Regions from separate parts of the Mus musculus genome. Here region 1 is linked to region 2. A link is a loop called in an ENCODE intact Hi-C map of the cell type or tissue named here. Cell type or tissue: heart. All regions are shown on one strand. Links, peaks and the distances in the headings refer to the core of each region. The heading gives the core; the rest is flanking DNA. Region 1 has its middle 11 kb from the start of Gm46144. Region 2 has its middle 33 kb from the start of Gm46144.

Region 1 (2,909 bases), core at 267-2,766, 45 kb after region 2:
GCTATGCCCACAGCTGCCAAGTTGTAGGAGCCGGCCCCCAAAGATGGTCACTGAGGTCAAGAGCAGAGTCAGGACTCTCCTAATGATTCTGCATGCAGTCAGAGATGCATTCCAAGGTCTCTGTAGGAAGGTGCCAACAGCTTCTGAAGTCCAGAAGGCGCTTCCCATCTTTCTTGCCCTTGTTATTTGCAGTGAGCCTGCAGCAGACAAGCTTCCTCCCTGGCTCTGGACTCCTGTAACCCCCAGAAACATGAGAGGACTGGGCCACAGCTTCTCCAAGCCTGACATCGACTGGTGTCTTGGTTCCAACAAGCAAGCAACATGAGGGTCAGTGAGGCCCTTGACCTTCAGAGGCCTGTGTTGGGCCAGCTGGAAGAGGAAAGCTGACGACCCAAGCCATGTCAGAAGAGAGGAGGGATGCTAGAGCCTTGCATCTGTATCCACAGCTGAGAGGCACGGCCTTAAGGGAGCATGTTAGGAGCACCAAGAATAACACAGAGGAGCAGCTTCTGTTGGGACCACAGAGTTGGTAGGAGCCTCAGGACCAGTCAGTCCTCAAGTTCAGAGTCTGGCTTTCCTCAGTAACACAGTAAAGGGTGACTAAGCAGAACAAAGGGTGGGCCCAGAACCACCAGATCTGAACCAGGACAGCACCCTGGGTGCCCAGAAGGATCTGTAGCCAAGAAAGGTGACTGGCCTACCCCAGGGGCCACTGTCAGCCCAGAAGGCCAACTGCTTGGTGGGCAGAGGAGCGGAGACAGAGGTGTCCTAAGATTCTCTCTTTCTTGAGAAACAGTGTCCCAGCAGCCATTGTGGCCCCATGTGACTGAGAAAACAGAAGGCAAACTCTCACACTAGGGGAAGAAGTTTTCTATGCCACTCTTTGGAGAGTAGGGATATGGCTCAGTTGGAGGAGTGCTCTTCTAGCATGCTGGAAGCCTTGGGTCCACAGGCAACCTATTGTCCCAGCACCTGTGGGAATGAGAAAGGTGGATCAGAAATTCCAGGTCATCCTCAGTTTCATAGTAAGGCCAGCCTGGGCTACATAAGACCTGTATCGAGACAACAGAAACTTTCCTCTGCTTCTCTAGGCTTATCAAGACTACAGGTAGGCATGCACCGGTAAAATACAGATTTCTTTCACCCTGGAGTGTTATTAACTCAATTTTTCAGAGGAGGTAGTTTTGTAAAAGAGGCACCAAGAAGTATCGATTTGCCCAAGGTGACAGAGGCAGGCAAATTCAGGGAGAAGGAATGGTGTCAACCAGGCTGGGCTAAGAGCAACCCAGCAAGGGGACTGCCCCAGGACAACCATCTGACCTGGACTTGTCTACCCTGTCCCCATAAACTCACCCTCCAAGGGTGTGGCTGGTACATCAGATCTGACAGGTCAGCAGAGGGGACAAAGAGCTGGGCAGGGAGCCTCTGCTTCTCAGGGGCTCCACACCTGCGGGCACCTGGGACAGGGAACTGTTGAGGTTCAGCAGCTTAGAGCTGTCTCTGCTAGGCTTGCGTTTCCGCCTCCTCGGGGCTGTGCTGAGCGGCGGCTGCTGTCTGCCTGCGTGTGAACAGGGCTTGTTTTCCCTTCACGCCCTCGGGCTCCGTTTTTGTGAAGCACTTCCTTCTGTTGGCGCTTTGGGAATATTCATTCCTGGCTTGCACAGCCGCGTTGGTTGACAGTTGGGTTGGGAAACGTACCCGCGGCTTAATTAGGGCATCTGCGGATCTGCCAAACTCCACCCCGCCCTTCGCACGGAGGCCCCGTCCCAAGGACCCCAGGTGGGAGAGGGAACGGTCCCTCCTCCAGCGTCAACACCAGCAGGCTTCCTGCTGCTGGCTCAAGGACCTTGGTGTCCTAACCTGTCCTCCCATTTTTTCCTCCACCGTGTAACCTGTCCTGAAGCTTCTCGCCAAAGCAGATGTGCCTTCCCCATTGATTGTCTTTTAGCGCTGTTTTTCTTACTTGTGTGTATGTAGTGTATGTATGTTTGCATGTTCTTGTGTGTCTATGTATGTGTGTACACGTGTGTGCATGCATGCACAAGAAGGTTTGAGGTTGATGTTAAGGTGTCTTTCTCAGTTGTTTTCTACCTCATTTTTAAGGGCCAGGTCTCTCACTGACCGTAGAGCTACTGATGGAGCTGGACTGGACTGGCCATCCAACTCAAAGGATCTTCACATTCTTGTCCTTAAACACACACCCAGTGCTTACAGATACTGCCACACCCAGCTTTTCATGTAGATGCTGAGAATCCAATCTCAGATCCTCAAGTTTGCTTAGCAAGTACTGTATCCACAGGGATATGGATATCCAAAGGACCATGTTTATCCACAGGGTCCATCTCGTCTGTGTTCTCTCCCTGGCTCCCGCCTGGAATGCCTGCCACTTTCCCAGCTATGTTTAGATATCTTCAACCCCCTCCCAAGTTTCACAGATTTCTTTGACCACTACCTCCTGTCAGATTTAAGCTAAGTGTCGGTTTATCAGGCCCCGAGAATCATGGACAGCCTGGCTGCAGGATCTTTGCTATAAATCTGTCTCCTGAGACCTATAAGAAGGGATTCCCCCACTCTGGAACAAAGCTCTCAACAGAGCTGCTGATGTCTGTCTGTCTGTCCATGGAATTAATACCTTTTTAAATAAATCTCTTACCCAAAAGGACCATGGGCCCCAGTGAACCCTATGAAAAATCTACCATCCCCAAACTCTAATGTTCAATTCTTGCTACCATGATACTTCTGCAGTGCCCTGAGAAGATGGGCCACCATAAGTGGTCTAGGACCACAAACACATTTGACTTATACTATTTCAGAGCTAGCTCAAGGACATATTAACAGGAAAGTTCATTTTCCAATTGCTGGCAAGCTGATCATGGATAGAATCAATCACCCTGGCTGGGGCAGGAGTA
Region 2 (2,909 bases), core at 107-2,606:
CTTTCTTTGGGGTCTTCTAAGTGCCAGGTACCATGCTGTGGCCCCTCAAGCCTGTCTGTGTTTCCCAAGACTGTTATAGCTTAATTTCATGGAATAGATGGACATAGGGATAGTAAGACAGAGGATTCTGGAGTTTGCATTCTGTCCTGCAGTCCTGAGCAGCAGAAAAGGAACTTGGGTGGATTTGTTACCTATTGCCAGCTAACAAACTACCCTTAGTTGAATGGCTCAGTGCCATTCATTTGCTCTTGACTCTCCAGCCAGGGCTGGCTTCATCATACTTAGCTTTCAGTCAGGCAGAGGCTGTGCTGCTCTGAGGGTCCTCAATGACCTCTTTCATGCCTGGCTTTGGACAGAGGCTGGGAAACTCTGTGTAGCTTCTAAACAGGTTAGTTCAATTTCTCATGGAGAGGTGGCTGCACTGAAGAAGGGCCAGCCCTGGTGGCAAGTGCTCTCCCACTCTCTGCTTGCATCTCCTTGGCTGAGGTCCCCCAACCAACAAGTTCCCAAGACCCTGGGCAGGATCAGTGCGGGAGAGGCACACAGCCATTCGAGCTAGGAAATATCACTGATGAGGTATCTATGATACAGTCTCCCAGCCTGAGGCATTGAATGGTAGGGGCTTGTAGCTTGATGGCTGTGTTACCTGCCCATCTCTGCTTCAGCCTCAAACCAGCATTTATGGAGGAAGATACCATTCTCAGTTATGATGTTATGTTCTACCGGGTTGACAGGAGGCCTTTGGTAGACCAGAAAAGTGGGACTGAGAAAAGCCACAGATACTCTTGCTCAGAAAGATGACTCCATTGAGAGAGTGCTTGACACAAGCCTGGGGACCTGAATTCCATCCCTGGAACCACGTTTTTGTTTGTTTGTTTGTTTGTTTGTTTTTTAAAGATAAGGCTGGGTGTGTTGGGAAGCTCTTGTAACCCCAGTGTTGGGAAGGTAGATTCTGGGGACTTAACTGGCTGGCTGCTCTAGTTGAGTCAGTGAGCTGCAGGCAAATGAGAGTCAAGATGGCTCAGCATGTGAAGGTGCTTGCTGCCAAGCCTGACTACCTGAGTTGGATCCCCAGAACCCACAGAATAGAAAATAAGAATTGGTCCTCACAAGTTGCTCTCCAACTTCCACACACATGTGCATACATACCCTCATGCACAGAAATTAAGTAAACAGAAAAGGGTGGTGGTGGGAAGAACCCAAGCTGGGTAGTGACAGAGAACTGACACCTAAGGTCAGCCTCTGGCCTCTACACATACATACAAACACACAAACGAACACGCCCACACACACACAAAATGGGGCAGAAGCAGGGTCCAGTCATACGGTACCCAGCATCTATTAACTTTTCCCATGTGACTACCTCCTTCCCTTGGAACTAAGACCTTCCTTCTGAGCCTGGCCCGGCAACACTTGAGGTCATTCTGTATTCGTCTGTGGAAGTTGTCTCAGGAAGGCCCAAGGCTAAGGTCAGGCTTCCCGGTAGTGTTGGAGTCTGGACAGGTGCCAGGCATCTGAGTCGGGATCCCATGTTGCTCTCTCACTTGGAACCATGCCCGTGGGTGGAGCACCATCACGGCTGACCCACACTTCCACCATCAGATGGTCTCATGGGAAATGTACAAGATACTTCAGAGTACAAGGGCTTCTGAGGGTCAGGTTGACGTCCAAGGGAAGGCCGGCAAAGCAGGTGTTCCCCTGGTTCAGTAGCCAAGGCTATGGCTGCCAGTTACTGTGCCTTTGCTGGGTGTGCACTCAAGAGCGTGATTCACCATCACAAGCCACACTGTGCAATCACAGCCTCAGAAAGTCCCTCTGCAGACCAAAGGCTTCTTCCTACGGCAGACGTGGGCTCCCGCCTCACCCAAGTCCCCACGTGGGAGGCATTGTTCCTCTGGGCAGTGACGCAGCACCTGCCCTGGATGGGAACCTGTCCATTCACACAGTGGCTGCCCACAAGGGAGGAGTCTATGTTTATGTCTGTTGTTGTAAATAAACAATACTCTACTGGAGGAAGAGATGCTGTACCCTGGCGAAGCTGCATGGGAACGTTGGGTTCTGGAGTGTCATGTCTTTCTTTCTGGAAGCCCCCACACCTACCGCTCCTAATCTCCTATGATTCAGCCCCTAGGCACAGGGCCTGACTGTGCTCACTGGAATATCCCCTTCGAAGGAAGAGGCATGTGGCTTGCCCCATATTGTTGGAAGGGAGAAAGTATGAGGTTCTCATGTTGGTCATAGAGCTCAGAGCCAGGACACACTGGGCTTTCCACTGAACCCATGGCCAGGCCTGGGCCTCCAAGGCTTCCAATTTGGGACATCTGGTCACATCCAGGACCCCACTGCTTCCTCAGACTGTACTTGTCACCTCCTCTAGGAAGCCCTCCTATCATGATTAGCTTTGACAACCATGACCTGCAGGCATCATGGCCCTTCCATCTGGCATCCTGACTCAGTCTCCCCAGTACTGGAAGAGCAGAAGGCACATCCTGCATCACCCCACTCAGCATCTTTTCTCCTATTTCATCCTTTCCTGCCCACTGTAAAGGGTACAACCTCTGTAGACCCTCTGCATACTGGGAAAAAGGAGTCCAGTTTGTGGCTCACCCCACTGTAGCCACAAACTGAATCACACTCTCTTCTTGTCTAATGTTTTATTTGCTTATATTAGTCACACAAAAGGATCAGTTTTATTATGACATTTGCATAATGTATATAATGCATTTTGGTTATATTACCCCCCATTACCATCTCTTGTCTTTCACTCCTTCACTGAGTTTTTTTTCCTACTAAAGAATCCCAGATTGTGTGTGTGTGTGTGTGTGTGTACACTTGAGCATGTGCCCTAATGGGTTTAATTAGGATTGCTTACAGGAGCAGGGATTGTCCAAAGAGTATGGGCAACTTAC

Evidence for each region. Hi-C counts contacts between places; a loop is a spot of excess contacts. Peaks named below come from ENCODE experiments on the same cell type or tissue, not always from the same donor. Only the 100,000 strongest peaks of a DNase experiment are listed, where the experiment ranks them.
Region 1: a loop joins it to region 2, with 2.0 times the contacts of the local background. A loop is called at or near these places in 2 of 42 quality-filtered maps.

The regions. Positions count from the first base shown.
Region 1 is chr1:119,188,432-119,191,340 of GRCm38, reverse strand. No RefSeq gene overlaps it. Among named protein-coding and RNA genes, the nearest start is that of Gm46144, 11 kb to the left of the region's middle. In heart, for the core only: no CTCF peak of the experiment used is centred there; a DNase peak (open chromatin) is centred at 1,580; H3K4me3 peaks cover 668 bases; H3K27ac peaks cover 737 bases.
Region 2 is chr1:119,233,263-119,236,171 of GRCm38, reverse strand. No RefSeq gene overlaps it. Among named protein-coding and RNA genes, the nearest start is that of Gm46144, 33 kb to the right of the region's middle. In heart, for the core only: no CTCF peak of the experiment used is centred there; a DNase peak (open chromatin) is centred at 1,481.